Regions from separate parts of the Homo sapiens genome. Here region 1 is linked to region 2. The links are chromatin loops, found by intact Hi-C in ENCODE. Cell type or tissue: CD4-positive, alpha-beta T cell. All regions are shown on one strand.

Region 1 (8,000 bases), 1.3 Mb before region 2:
GCTACTCATGGCTATACTCCTCACTGTATCTAGCACAGTAATTTGCATACAGTAGGTGTTCAAGTGTTGTTTATTGGTCAGCTGAGAGACTTTCTGACCTTCTGATTTTTCTTTCCCTCTTCTAGATGATTTGAAGTATGTAGGAAAGCCCACCTCTCACTCCTACTGCACACATCTTCTGGCTATGCACCATCATGTTCCAAAATCTATACTTGCTGCTGTCGTCCTCCCCACCCCATTCTATCTGCTGTCTATGACCCTCTGTAGCACAGCTGTTTAACTAGGAATTTTTGCATGATTTTTAATTCTCTATCTTATATTGTATTTTATTCTAATTTTTAAAATATACATGTTTATTAGGCATATTTTAGGGGAAAAAACATTAAAAAGAAAACTTACCTGTAGTCTTCATTTCCTCTTTAAAGCACATTTTCACATATCCTGAAGGTGTCCCTCTTTCTGTGGGCTGTGTCAACGACTTTTTCTTTCCAGTGGATCTCTCTTTTCTGAAAAGCCTGGGCTATTACTACAGATTGAGAAGGGGATTTGAGGGAAACAGAAAATCCAAAGGCTGTTTTTTAAGAACAAAACTTGTTCTGCTACTTACCCCAACCTATCAAAAATTAAACAAATATGAAACTAATAGTATAACTTTGACCAAGCACAGTCATAGGGAACAGACATTTGGGCAACAGCATTCTAAGGAACTCAATGTCTTTTTCCTGGCTTTCAGAATCCACTTAGTACAACAAGTAGATAATTAAGAAAATGTAGGGATAATAAACATAATAATGATAATAAAGCAGACATATATTACTTCCTCTATGCTGGGCACTGTTATAAACAGTTACATTCATTGACTTTTTTAGCCTCACAACAGCCCTATGAGGTAGGTATTGCTATTGCTGCCATTTTACAAATGAGGAAAATGAATCACAGAGAGGTTAAGTAACTGGCCCCAGGTCACACAGCTATTATAATAAGTGGTGGAGTTGGGATTTGAACCTAATCAGGCTCCAGAGCCCATCTTCTCAACCACTAACTGCAAATTAACTAGCGTTGTGTGAACAATTATAACATTTTAGTCATGTAAAGACCTTAAGTATCACTGCACTTACGCCTTTGATCAAGGTCTCAAATATTCTGGAGTGTTTTCTTGGAAAATAAACCCACAGCTAAGCCTCAATCAGACATTTGTTTCACTCATAATTACCACGGTCCAGAGCTTTATCTGTCAAAGTGTATATGCAGCCAGACTGAAAAGTGAGGATTTACTTTGAGAAAATACTTCTTTTACTCCTGGAGTTGGTTGTTCTCTCAAATTCATTTAGGCAACAAATTTGTTGAGCAACTACTATGTGCCAGGTACTATTCTGGGTTCTTGGTCCAAAAGATCAGTGAACTGTGTTGTTTACCCACCATGGGAGAACCCAGCTTCTACTGGATCCATGGTTATGAATGGACAAGAAAGGTAGTGATGAGTTGCATATTGATAGTCAAGAAAAATGCTATGTGACATATGAGCATGGCTCTAAAACTAGCACCCTATATAACTAACTATGGGATATCTAAAGAACAAGAAACCCAAAGGCTATGAGGGTGGAGCAAGCCTTTTTTGTCTTACTGCCAATGAGAGGAGCCACAGATATTACCACTGCTACAGCTCATCATCCATCCAGAGCCTCTGTCTCCTGGCACCCTGAGTTGTGTGAGGTTGGGCCCTGATCCCATCTGCTGATTTGCTTAACCATCTCTTCCTTCTAGCACCACCACTTTCTAGCTTCAATACTCCTACAATAAATATGTTCTGAAATTCACCTGGGTATTAAATCCTGTCACTGAAATAGCTAAATAGTACAATCAGTGAACAAAACGGCAAAGATCTCCGCTCTTGTGGGACTTACGTTCAAATGGGGGAGGTAGGCAATAAATAACACTAAACATGATGTAAAAAGTAAACGATACAGTATGCTGAAAGGTGATTAAGGGCTATTGAGAATAAAGGTAGAGCAGGTAATGGAGATTAAGAGTGCTAAGGTGGAGAAGGGGAAGCGTGCAATTATAAATAGAGTGTCAGGGTAGGGCTCACTGAAAGGGTGGTATTTGAGCAAAAACTTGAAGGAGGCAAGGAACTTACATGTGAGGTATCTGGAGCAGAGCATTCTAGGCAAAGAGAAAAGCTCAGAGGAAAGCCCAAAGGTGAGAACACACCTGCTGAGTGAAGGAAGGAGGCCGAGGCCAGTGGGATTGCAAGAAGGAGAGTGGTGAGACATAAGGGGAGAGACATAATGAGATCATGGTGGGACTCCTCGATCTTGTAAGGACTGGCTCTGGCTCTAAATGAAATGGGAACCATTACAGACTTTTGGACAGAGAAATGAGACCCAATGTTAACAGGATCACTCAGGCTGCTGCATTGAGAATGGATAGCAGGGGATGAAGAAAGAACCAAGGAGCCCAGTAAGATGATGATGTCTTCAACCAGGGCAGTAGTAGAAGTGATCAGATTATGGCTACATTTTGAAAAGAGTGTGTTTCAGTCACCACAGGTAGTTAAGCTGCAGTAGCAAGAGGCTCCCAAATCTCAACAGCTTACAACACTTCATGTCCAGGGAGGGCTGACTATGACTCTGCTCCTTGTTGATATGGCTCTGGGTCCAGGCTGGTAGAGCAGCCTCCATCTGGAACATCTTAAGCTATTGTGACAGAGGGAGAAAGGAGACATGGAAACTACATGCTAGCTCTTAAAGCACCCACCAGAAATGATGTCTATCAATTCTGCTCACATTTCTTCAGCTACAGCAAGTTGTATGGCCACTCCTATTTTCAACAGAGTGGGGATATTTAATACTCCTGCAGGGAGAGGCACAGCAGGAGGAAAAATTAGATTATTTGGGGAAAAGTAATACTATCTATTATCAGCCATTCAGAGCCAACAGAATTTCCTGATAGATTGAATGTGAGGTATAAGTGAAAAAAAGCATCAAGAAAGACTTGAAAATCTTGGCCTGAGCAACCACAAAAATGGAGCAACCATCAACCCAAATGGTAAAGCTGTCAGTGAAAAAGTTTATAGTGGTAGATCAGGAGCTCACTTTTCGACATGTTCAGGTCAAACTGCCTATCAGACATTCAAGTGGAGACGTCAAGTGGGAAGCTGGATAATATAGTGTGGATTTCAGGTCAGATACCTAGACTGGAGGCATAAATTTGGAAAACATCATCACATGGTTGGCATTTAAAGCCCTAAGCCAGGTGCGATCACTGAGAGTAAGTGTAGACAGAGAAAGTAGAAGACCAAAGGCTGAGCTGAGCCAAGCCAACAGGAGGAGTTAAGGAAAAAGACAAGGAATTCACCGGGGGAAACTGAGACTGAGAAGGATTCAGCAGTGAAGAAACCCAAGACAGTGTTACGAAGACCAAGTGAAGAAGTCTCATCAAAGGAGCAGCAAGGGAACCAATTATGTCATATCTGCTGGAGACTGAGAACTTTACCATTGGATTTAGCAATTTAGAAGTCATTTGGTGACCTCGAGAAGAGTAGTTTCCATGGGGTGGCAGGAGTGAAAGCCTAGATAATACGAGTTTAACAGAGAATAGGGAAGAATTAAAGTCAGAAAGTATAAGCCACATTTTGAGTTTTGCTACAAAAAGAGGCATAGAAATGGGGCTAGCAGAGGAAGTGGGGTCAAAGAATGTTTTATTCTTTTTTAAGATTGGATGCAAATAGCATAGAAATAAATGTTAATTAGAATAGGCCCAGGAATGTGTGAAAATTTATACAAGAAAAAGAGGAAAGACTTGCTGGTGTGCTACCCTTAACGAACAGAAGTTGATGGGAGGATGTAGTTTTAGACAGGAGCACAGTTAGATAGACCACCCAGGTACAGACAGGAAGGATGCAAATGCCAAGTCATTTGTAGAAGTTGGGAGCAGGTGGGGACCATGTGGAGGCTCTCTTCTTATTGCTTTCCTTTGTTTAGTAAAGTGGGAAACAAGATCATCAGCTGACAGTGAGGATGGGGAAGAGGAGTTGGAGATTTGAGGCAAGGAAAAGGTGTGAGTGAAATGGTCACCAAGGATAAAAATCAGTGATGGCCTCTGGGGGTGGTGGTGCAGGAATTGGCTGGGAAGTGATTTAAAGGAACTTTCCGGGGTGATGGTCGTGTCCTATATCTTGCTGGGGTATGGGTTACATGATGAATGCATTTGTCAAGTCACCAAACTACACACTTACAATCTGTGCATTTCACTGAGAATAAATTACACCTCAATTCAAATGGAAGGAGAAAGAGGAGGGAAGGGTAAAGGAGGAGGAGGAGTAAAGTCACCCAGGAAAGTGGAAGAGTGAATAGAGAAGTGTGGCATTAAAGGCCCACTTGAGGTTTATGGCCATTAATTCAATTGACATCAGGGTGGTGGTGTGTTAACTCACCTGCCACAATCAACTGCACAGGTGTCAGGCAGAGTTGAATTTATCCAGGGTTTTGCTAGACAGTTACTGTGAATCAAAAGCAGTAGGTAAAGGAGTGTTTGTAATGACTGACTACAGCGACTGTAGTTTTAAAAATAGGGCTTTATTGTGCGTGACTGTGGGTCAAATCCACTAACAGGTAGAAATAGATGTCAAGGCTATCACAGTAGCAACACTTATGTATTTAAAGGAAATATACTTCCTTGTTGACCTGACTTGTAATCAGCATCACTGATGCTTTTAATCACCTCTGATTGCATCTCATTCTGTTAAATGTATTCACGTGCTCTTTGGAGCATTCTTACTCTAAGGAAAAGGAACTCCTTTGGGAGGACAGGCAGAAATACATGATTTATACATGAAATACAGCCACGTTTTTCTGCTACTAACCATGGAGGCCAATTACCCACTTAGCCTTCCTTGGTTTCAGGTAGTAAAACCTGCTATTGCCATCAAAGGACTGCCTCATGGGTGAAGTGATTAATGTCCCAGGAGATACGATTCCTGAAGCACAATCAAGTTCCTCCCTCCTGAATACATCCTTTCTTACCTAAAGTCTTGGCTAATGTCCGAATGACACCAGAATGACAGTCTTAAGGCTTAAGGTTTTAATCATAAATTAAAGTTCAAGTGATCTTGTTATCAATCAATTATACTTTCTCCTTGAATTTATCCCATCCTACTTTCTGCACTCCCACCCTCTCCCCACACAATGTTTTGACAGAAGTGTGAGGATTTGAGAAGTTCCCCAGACAAAGAGCTCTGTCTCAGGACCTCATGGTGCTCTTCTGTCTTCCAAGAGTCCCACTCACAGCCCCACTGCTCCTCAACTCAAATCCCAGGAAGTGAGACGCCCACAAGTTACTGATGCTTCTCTGCAGACACAATCACTGACCTTCCCTTTTGCTACCTTGACTCTACAATCCAGCTTCCGCAATCCACCTACACCAGCCTGTTTGGGACAACTTCCTTACCGAAGGGTCAAGGTAATTTTAAAAGAAAACAAGGAAAAGTTAAGCTAAGTGCTAGATTTGGCTTTCTTCAGAATCCTAAGACAACAAGCACTGGAGATGTTAACTCTTCACAACAGGGTTCCTGCTTGGACTCAGAAGCAACCTGTTGTAACCTGACTCCAATCTCCTCACACCCACAGCTCACCCTCAAAGAGACCCTTGCTTCTAGTTTTCAGGAGGAAAACCTCCACCACCTTCTGGAAATTTGTGCCTCTCACCCAGGAGGATCCATCCTCTACCTAGAATGCATCTACCCTCCCCCATTAGATCATGTCCCCTTACCTGGGCCTTTCATCAGGGGCTTCAGTAAGACCATCAACCACATCTGTTGATGCCGCCGTGCACTTCTGAACAATCAGAGATTGGGAGAGGAGGGGCTGTCCAGGGCAAGCATCTAGCCCTCCAGCCAACCTCCTGCTGAGAACTCACCTGAAAGCTGAGAGCACTCTCCAATTTAGTTAACACCTGTTGATCTAAAGAGGGACCCATTACACCAAGTCCTTCCACACGTTCTTCAGGGGCTAACGTTAATTTTCACAGACAGTTGAAACCCATAATGAGGAAGAAAATATTTACTCAAGTTGTTGAAATTTTTCCTTCCATAGAGTCAGGAAGTCACATTCATGCACAGATGCTGTTTCTTTCTTGTCCTTTCTTTCACATTCTTTTTTTTCTCTTTTTTCTTTTTTTTTGAGACTGAGTCTTGCTCTATCACTCAGGCTCGAGTGCAGTGGGTCGATCTTGGCTCACCACAACCTCCATCCCCTAGGTTCAAGCCATTCTCCTGCCTCAGCCCCTCAAGTATCTGGGATTACAGGCACATGCCATCACACCCGGCTAGTTTTTGTATTTTTTTTTTTTTTAGTAGAGATGGGGTTTCACCATGTTGGCCAGCTGGTCTTGAACTCCTGACCTCAAGTGATCTACTCGCCTTGGCCTCCCAAGGTGCTGGGATGACAGGCACAAGCCACCATGCCCAGCCTTTTCTTTCACATTCTTGATGGTATCTCCTTTGTGAAAAAGAAAAGCTTTGAGACAAGTGAGTGTTGAGGGTTTGTTGTTAGTCTTGTAAACCCAAGAGCATCTTAGACAAGTCTCAATCAATTTAGAAAGTTTATTTTGCTAAGGTTAAGGACATGCGTATGACACAGCCTCAGGAGGTCCTGACAACATATGCCCAAGGTAGTTGGGATATAGCTTGCTTCTATACATTTTAGGGAGACATAATAATACATTAGTCAATACATGTAAGGTTTACATTGGTTCCAGCTGGAAAGGGTGGGGGCCTTCCAGGTCACAGGTATTCTGAGTGACAGTTGGTTGAAGGAGTTATCATTAGTAGAAAGGAAGGTCTGGGTTATAATAAGGGATTGTGGAGACCTAGGTTTTATCATGCAAATGAAGCCTCCTAAAGCCAAGTAGCAGGCTTTAGAGAGAATAGACTGCACGTGTGTCTTATCAGACTCAAGGTCTGTGTTGATGATAATGCTGGAGGGGTATAATGAAGCATGTTCGACCCCCACTTCCTGTCATGGCCTGAACCAGTCTTTCAGGTTAAATGTTAGAGTGCCCTGGCTGGAAGGCAGTCCATTCAGATGGTTGCAGGAGGCCTTGGAATTGTATTTTTGGTTTACAGTCTGCTCAGCTCTCATCTCGGGTAAAGCAAGGCAGTGGTCTAGCTGGGTATTTTCCACACTGATGATGTTTAAGTGCAGGGTGATGTTATATCCCAGGTATTCTTTCCTTCCCTCCTTATGTGAATCGCCCCTCACACTTAAAGGATAAGGAGAGAGACAAGTGGCCAGGGGAGGGTTCATGGCCTAGCAACATGGAGGAGGCATGAACTCAGGCTGATAACTGTGATGGCACGAAGCACGCGGTAGGGGCGCAGGTAGATGAGGAAACCAGTGGCAAATAGAGCCGAGTCATGAATGAACCAACAACCGTGCTACTCCTAGGCCTTTGGCAATATAATTGCCTTCATTGTTCTGAGGCCTAGCTGTCTTATTCCACTTGGGCCACTACAATAAAATATCATGTACTAGGTGGCTTACAAACAACAGAAATTTACTTCTCACAGTTCCGGAGTCTGGAAGTCCAAGATCAGGGCACCAGCAGATTCAGTGTCTGGTTAGGGCCTGCTTCCTGGTTCACAGATGGCAACTTCTCCCTATGTCCTCATGTGGTAGAAGTCTCAGCTCTCTGAGATTTCTTTGATGAGGGCACTTATGCTTCCCAAAGGCCCCATCTCCTGATGCCATCACCTTGGGGCTTAGGATTTCAACACATGAATTCCAGGGGAGCAGGGGGACACATTCTGACCATGGTACCAGCTTTGTCAGATTCCTGGCCATGAGCTGCCAGAAGGCTTTCACAGAAATAAAACATTGAAATCTGAGTCTTGCAATAATGTTCTGCTTCTGAGTAACATAAAAAATTTAGGGCCAGGCGCGGTGGCTCATGCCTATAATCCCAGCACTTTGGGAGGCCAAGGCAGGTGGATCACCTGAGGT
Region 2 (8,000 bases):
TTCTTTAGTCTCTATTTCTTCAGTCACAGAACCTTAAAAACCAACAGATTCCATTAGGTAAAATTGACCTATCAGAATTCATTTGTTGCAAGTATACATGTTAATGCCTTCGGTTGAACTAAAGTTAAATGTGAGAGAGGTGAATATTTCATCTCTTCCTTAAGACGAGGTATTTCCTCAGAAGTCAGCCTGGGAAGAAATTCCTGGCGCAGCCTCATCTCAACCAGAACTGCTTGGTGAGCCTTCTCTCGCTGTGGCCTTGCCCGTCATTCCCGCGCGGTGGCCCACCTAACTGCAGGGCTGAGGAGGTTGTTCCTAAAAAGACTTGCCCACAGTCGGGATTCCATGAGGGCTAAGGAGTCTTCACTGGGCACAGCGAGGCTTGCAAGTCCTGACAGGAAGTGTGGAGGATTACTCAGTCACAGAAAACCTTGAAACAGCTAATCAGCCTTTAATTAGATTCAGTGAACCTGAATGAAGCTAAGATCCCAGGGCTTGAGGCAGCTGACGTACTCTGCCAAAGCTCTGAAAGGACAGAAGGGAGCGGACTGCCTACAACGCCCTCAGGCAGCGAGGAAGTGGCAAAACCCTCCCTGACAGAACCCTTGTCAACCCCCTTTGTATTGTCTCAGAGTGACCCCAGACAGAGGGCTCATTGGCACCTGGAGAGAACCCCAATGGACTTACCATTTGGCTTCTCTTATAACCAACTCTCCCAGTTCTTCCCCTAACAGGAAGACCCATCCAGCCTGCAGTGGCCTGGGCCTGAGGTTATCCTGGCATCTTCCACCTCAGAATCTGCCTTGGCGTGCTCTAATTACAGAGACTGAGGTAGATGGAGCTCGCAGGGCATTTAGGAGAGAGGAGGAGAGGAGACTCAGGTCCATTGATTGTTCTTATAATCCCTGCAACAATCTAAAAATACATTGCAACATTTATAGGTAAGTGTTAAAATGTACCAAATTTTACAGTTGTTGATAAATGTGTAAAAGCTGTGTCATTTCTTTCTTTCTTTCTTTTTCTTTGAGATGGAGTCCCACTCTGTCGCCCAGGCTGGAGTGCAGTGGCGCGATCCCGGCTCACTGCAAGCTCCGCCTCCCAGGTTCACGCCATTCTCCTGCCCCAGCCTCCCGAGTAGCTGGAACTACAGGCACACGCTACCATGCCCGGCTAATTTTTTTGTATTTTTTTAGTAGAAACGGGGTTTCACCGTGTTAGCCAGGATGGTCTTGATCTCCTGACCTCGTGATCTGCCTGCCTCGGCCTCCCGAAGTGCTGGGATTACAGGCGTGAGCCAGCGCGCCCGGCCAAAAGCTGTGTCATTTCTAAGCAAAAATTAACCAGTCTTACAGTGTGAGACCCAGCTAGGACTTTAGAGATAATTATAGTTCTCTTTGTCCTTGAGAAAAAATGAAAATCTAGAGAGTTAAATGACTCAGCTAAAGCCACACATTAGTCCACGGCCACCTCACTGTAACAGCCCACAGTGGACGCCATGTTTCTTTTGTTGTTTGGCGTGGTAGCTTTGTGGCATAGTCACACTAGCACTCTTGAAGATTTCAGTGAATCTGGGGGAATGGGAATGTTTTGTAAGAGAATAAGTTGTACTAAATAATTTAATCCCCTCATCAACCTGTGAGGTAGACACTAAATTATTCTCATTTTATAAATGAGGAAACTGAGGCACAAAGAAGTTAAGTAACTTGCCTATCATCACACAGATATCAACATTTCTTTTAATTCCCCCGAGATGAACTGAAATAGCAAGAAAGCAGGGGAAGTAGAGTAGTAAAGATCAGGTTGTTGGGGGCCAGTCTCAGGTATCAAATGGCAGAACCAATCCTCCCAGGGACCTTCCCTTCCATCACGCTGAACTGTGCCAGGAAAAATTGTGAAAATCTTTGAAATGAACAAAAATATTACTTGGTATCTTATGTAGTATATCTTTCCTGTTTATTTCTGTGTTTGAGCTACTTTACAACTCTGTACTCTTAGAATACTGATAGTAGTACAAACGACTCTTGTCCATGGAAATGCCAGTCGTGTCCTGTAGAGATGCAGTTCATTATTGCCATATAGATATTGATAGATACAGATACCAGCCAATTGATTTCAGCATTTCTGATGGCCTATACATGTGTGTTTTTTAAAAACTTCTCCTTTGAACTGGTCATAACATTCTCTTGTTTCTCTCATTAATGAACAAATTGAATAGAATCTTTGGTATATATTTGCTTTATATTTGTATAAGAGTCATGATTTTGCCTTTAAAAATATTAACCCTTAACATCTGCTTGGCATTCCTAAGTGTGCCTGTGTGGTGTATGTGGTTTCTCCTGCATGGAATGTTTTGCCTACTTTATCTAGATCAAGGATCAGCACTCTACAACCCACAGGTCCATGCTGGCCACTGCCTGCTTTTATGGGGCCTGCAAACTAAGAACGGCTTTTACATTTTTAGATATTAAGAAAAATTTTAAAAAATAGTATTTTGTGACATATAGCAATGATATGAAATACAAATTTTTGCACTCACAAATAGTTTAATTAGAACTGTCCAATTGATTATCTACATATTGTCTACAGCTGCCTTGTTTATGCTACAATGGCAGAGTTGAGTAGTTGTGAGAGACCATACCACCTGCAAAGCCAAAAACTCCTACTAGCTGACACTTTACAGAAAAATTTGTTAAGCAATGATCTACTTCATGCTGCTAGAGTCTCAGTATCACCTCCAGGTCATTTTCTCTACTCCTCCATTCTGGGCTGTGTTTCCATTTCCTGATGCATGTAATCCCCCGTGTGTGTGTCTACTTTAGCAGTTGCCATCCCTGCTGTGTGGCTGACTCTCTCCTTATACCTCCACATCTAGTCTGTAAAGCCTTCAAGGACATGGGTTTTGTCTTATTTACCCTTCCATCCCCAATGCCTAAGATAGTGACTGGCACGTAATTTGCACTCAAAATTTGTTGAATAAATGCTTCTTATCCTGTACTGGGTAACAAGGGCATTTGCATAGCATGGTATTCCGAACAAGTATTTAACAACTGGCTAGCTATCAACCTTATTTTTAAGATAAGATGACAGAAATCAGTTTTTATCTTAATCCCCAGAAATGAAATGATACAGCAAGGAAGTGTTCGGGTAGAGGCAGTGAAGACAAGCTTGCTGGGGCTTGGCAAGAGTGGCTGTGCTCTGAGAAGGTGGAATGTGCCTGGATGAGAGCACATGTTTAAAACATCTTAAGGAGACTGCCCAGTTCTAACCAGTGTCCAACCTGGGCAGAGATCGGAACAGCTTCTGGGAGTAGCTTTCTCATTGTTTTTCACCTGCCTACTTATCTGTGGGTTTCAGAGTCCCTTCTGCTTGTCTTTCCATCTCCATTAATTCTTTGGTTTTTCTGCTTTGCCCTTCTTGTCATGTCAAGAAACTTTCACCTTGGTCTTGTGGCTTCCTGTATCACTCAGTGTGTCTTACCCAAGCACGTCTCCGGAGGCCAGTTCTGCTTTCTCAGGCAGCTCTTTGTGCTGCTCCAAATTTTCACTTCCGGAAGGTATCATTGGTGAGGAAAGCCAAGGGGTCACGTCACATTCAGTAATCAATATGGGATTTAGGTGATTAAAATAGCTTAGAGAATGAAAATATGGTTAGGAACAAGATTTTCAGAAAACTCTAAGCACTCTTTCAGAACTAAGCATTGTACGATTACAACTGCTCCCCAAATTGGCATCAGTTCTTTTCTGAATCTGTTGATTCTCTTCCTCAGTCTTCAGGTGTGCTTCTCTGCCTTGTCCTGCTACAGGATTTGTCATCACTTGGATGATCTAGGAATTCAGGTCCCAGACTTGAAATCATGTGGAGTCTTATATCTCCTCCGCCTACCATAGGCCTAAGCACAAATGTCAGTTCCTCAAAGGCAGTGACCTTCTGTTTCCTTTGCAACCCTCCCACATCTGGCATATTATAGAAGCTACAGGAGGTATTGGCATTGATAAGATCATATTTCCATTTCCCACATGTTATGGGTTGAATTGTGTACTGTACCCCTCCCTCTAAATTCATATGTGGAAGTCCTAATTCCTAGTACCTCAGAGTGTGAACTTATCTAAGAAGGGGGTCATTGTAGATGTAATTAAAGTTAAGATGAGGTCATACTGGAGTGGGGTGGGCCCCTAATCCAATATGACTCGTATCCCCTTTCACATACAAAAAGGGAAATTTGGAAATACAGAGACGTGTATATAAGAAAAACACCACGTGAAGACTAGAGTTCTGCTGCCACAAGCCCAGGAACCAGAAGCTAGGAGAGAGGCCTGGAACAGCTCTTTTTCCAGCACCTTCAGAGGAAGCATGGCCCTGCTGGCACCTTGATCTTGGACTTCTAGCCTCCAAAACTGTGAGAAGATAAAATTCTATTTTTTTTTTTTTTTTTTATTGAGACAGTCTTGCTCTGTTGCCCAGGCTGGAGTGCAGTGCCATGATCTCGACTCACTGTAACCTCCGCCACCTGAGTTCAAGAAATTCTCCTGCCTCAGCCTCTCGAGTAGCTGGGACTACCAGCGTGCGCCACCAGGCCCGGCTAATTTTTTTGTATTTTTAGTAGAGACGGTTTTGCCACATTGGCCGGGCTGGTCTTGAACTCCTGACCTCAGGTGATCCACCTGCCTCAGCCTCCCAAAGTGCTGGGATTACAGGCGTGAGCCACCGTGCCTGGGAAAGTTCTATTGTTTAAACTACTCGGTTCATGGTACTTTGTTACAGAAGTCCTTGCACCCATCTTTCTTCTTCCTAACCCCAGTACTGGGATTGTGGGTCTGTTATCACTTAGAAGCCATTGCCATTTGAGTTTGTTGAACTTTTGCTTTTCCAAACTAAATGTTTCCCCTTGTATTAGTTCCCTCTTGCTGCTGTAACAAAACTACCGCAAACTTGGTGACTGAAAACAACACAAATTTATTATCTTACAGTTAAGAAGTCAGAAGTTTGGAATCAGTCTCACTAAGCTAAAGCCAAGGGTTGGCAGGTCTGGTTCCTTCTGGAGGCTCTGAGGGGAGAATCCATTCTCTTGCCTTTTTCAGCTTCCAGAAGCTTCTGTGGCTCCTTCTTTGTGTCACACAAACCTCTTGCTTCCATTGTCATGTCTCTTGTTACTAAGGTGGATTCTCCTGCCTTCCTTTTACAGGGACCACTGTGACTTTATTGTGCCCACTAGGATCATCCAGGATATCCGTCTCTATATTCTTAATCACATTTTTGAAGTCACTATTGCCATGTCATATATTCACAGGTTCCAGGGATTAATTAGGCTATGCACATCTTGGTGGGGGGCATTATTCTTTCTGCTCTACCCTCTTTCCATCTATTTCCTTTCCAAATTTCATTCATTTTCCAGGGTCCTCTTCTAGGATTCCTCTATTTCAGCCCACAGTGGCATCTGTCTTTGTAATTATAGTCTATAGACCACCACAGGGCTTGGTCCTAGATCTCTAATTGTTGGGTATGAAGTCACCTGGTCCGCCACATGCCCTGAAGGGAAGGTGCCTGAAGTGCAGAGATCATTGTTTTCATTCTTCCATCTCTCTTGAAATCTGTGACATTAGCTATGGGCCCAAAGATGTAAAAAATTGCTTGATGGAAGGATTTGCTTTTTTTTGGAGTAACTAGATGCAGAGGGGTAAATCTAGACCTCTAGATTTGCCCTCTCTTCCTCCTTTGTCCACGTGCTATGGAAGTAAGACTGAGCTTGGCTAAACAGAGTAGAGAGCCAAGATCCCTAGTCATTGTCTACCCATGAGCAAGCTCTCCTGAATACAACTGGTTAAGCGGTTAGGCATGACTTTCATATTCTTACTGTGTCCTTCCCATCTCTATGGAAAATAATTATCATGACACAACCCTGACAACCTCTAACCAGTCCCAACAAGGTTTAGGGGACTTTATGAAACAACCTATAAGAAGAGAGAAAGTCAAGGAAGTCTTGGCTCTGCCTTCTGAAGCATCTGGCAGCTTCACGACCATCAGAGCTTAGATGATTCTTGAAAGCTGGCTGCCCTCGTGCCATGCTCTATATGCAAAAATCCAAAGAGAAAGATATGGGTCTCTGCTCTTCTACAAAAGTGGGTCCAAGCCTAGGTAGTCAGCTCCAAACCTGCATAGCCAGGAACAGCCATGTCTTTCCTTTTCATAGCTTTTGGACTAGGGGGCTCCTGGCCTTTAAAAACAATAGGCTTGTTTTTCATTTTTAAATATTAGTCTTTTACAACTGGACAGACTTATAGGCCTACTCTCTTCTCATTTTGGATATCCGACTTTCACTTAGTTTAGATTTAAGGAGAAATAATTTAAAGAAAGAGCTTGTATTCTGGAGTCAGACACACTTGAGTTCATAGACTAGGTCTCTTCTACAGCTGTGTAATCTTTGGAAATAAAAGCAACGCCACCTCACAGGATTGGTGAGAACATTAGATGGGAATGATGTACACATTGCCTTGTATAATACTTGGAATTTAATGGGCAGTGAAGTTGGGTTATCTTCTTCTTCCTCCTCATTTTAATCCAGAAATTCCTTGCTAAATGAAGAGCATTAAATGCTGGAAACACATATAAAGTAGGAAAACACAAGGATTGTTTGTATTTGGGGGACAGGATGTGAAAGAATGTAAAATAATTTGCAAAGGATTATGTCTTAGGCTGCTTGGACTGTCATAACAATACCACAGACTGGGTGGCTGAAACAACAGAAGTTTATTTTCTTACAGTTCTGGAGGCTACATATTCCAGAGCAAGCTGCCAGCCAACTCAATTCCTGGCAAGGATTCCCTTTCTGGTTTGCAGATGACCACCTTCTCTCTGTCCTCACATGGCAGAGAGAGAGAGAGAGAAAGAAAGAGAGAACAAGCTCTGTGTTGTCTCTTACTATAAAGACACTACTCCTATCAGATCAGGACCTCACTGTTATAATTTCATTTAGCCTTAGTTACCTCCAGAAAGACCCCGTCTGTAAACACAGTGACACTGGGAGTTGGGGCTTCAACATATGAATTTGGGGTGGAGGGTGACACAAATATCCAGTCCATACAGATTTCAAGGTCATGTTTACACTTGAAATTTTCTTTCATTTCAGATTTTATCTTGGGCATTTTAATTGCATTAAGATTGAGAAGAATGCTTCTTTCCCTACTTCTGCCTTTTTGGACTGTGGTGGCATCAGCCAGTGCTATGGCCTTTCCCCACAGCAGTGGAGATGAGTGGAGTCTTCTCACAGGTCCCCAGTGCATCTGCCCAGTGAGAGTTCCTGTAGTTCACTGCAGATGAAATGGGCTTCTCATGCTACCTCAGTTACCAGAATCGCCCTCTTTAGAGTCTCCTCCCCTCCAAAGATGATGTGGTCTCTCCACATATCATGCCCTCCCTGTTTCTTATCCTAAGTCAGTTGTTCATTGAGTGCATCAAGATGCCAGTTGCTGCTACATTTTTCATTGCTTATTCTGATATCTCTGTATCTCCACTCAATGCAGCAATGCTTTACTCTGAAAAAGCATTTGGTCACAGTGTTTCTATGCAAAGCTGCTGCATGCCTATATTTTTATTCATAGTATCCGATGGCATTGTATAAAACGGTGTGTTTTCTTTTTAAGGGACTGAGAACATTTTTTTCCCCCAGAGAAAATAGAAAAGAACAGGTCTGAAGGGGAAACCACAAACAGGGGCGACAAAAGCAGGCACTAAGGGAAAGACATCTCATTTGCCTTGGTGGTCTGGGGAAGTTTTTGTCAAAGGAATTGCTTTAAAAATGCTGAATTTGTGGAAAAATGGTTGCATGCATACCCCAGTGAGACTTATATAAAAAGAATCTGGGAATGGTTGCATTCTCTCCTTAATTCACTCCAGCAATATTTATTGATTATCAACTGTGAGCCTATACAGTGTCTGGTACATATGAGGCACTCAGCAAGTATCCTCAAAAGAAGAAGAGAATACACAAGTCTTAGGGATTTGTT

The links. Hi-C counts contacts between places; a loop is a spot of excess contacts. Peaks named below come from ENCODE experiments on the same cell type or tissue, not always from the same donor. Only the 100,000 strongest peaks of a DNase experiment are listed, where the experiment ranks them.
Region 1: it touches region 2 in a loop (4-fold over the local background); 3 of 110 quality-filtered maps call a loop at or near these places.

Annotation. Positions count from the first base shown.
Region 1 is chr7:106,801,835-106,809,834 of GRCh38, forward strand. All of the region lies in intron 1 of LINC02577 (long intergenic non-protein coding RNA 2577), which reads left to right. Among named protein-coding and RNA genes, the nearest start is that of LINC02577, 31 kb to the left of the region's middle. In CD4-positive, alpha-beta T cell, no CTCF peak of the experiment used is centred here; no DNase peak of the experiment used is centred here.
Region 2 is chr7:108,132,337-108,140,336 of GRCh38, forward strand. No RefSeq gene overlaps it. Among named protein-coding and RNA genes, the nearest start is that of LAMB4, 6.0 kb to the left of the region's middle. In CD4-positive, alpha-beta T cell, no CTCF peak of the experiment used is centred here; a DNase peak (open chromatin) is centred at 3,495.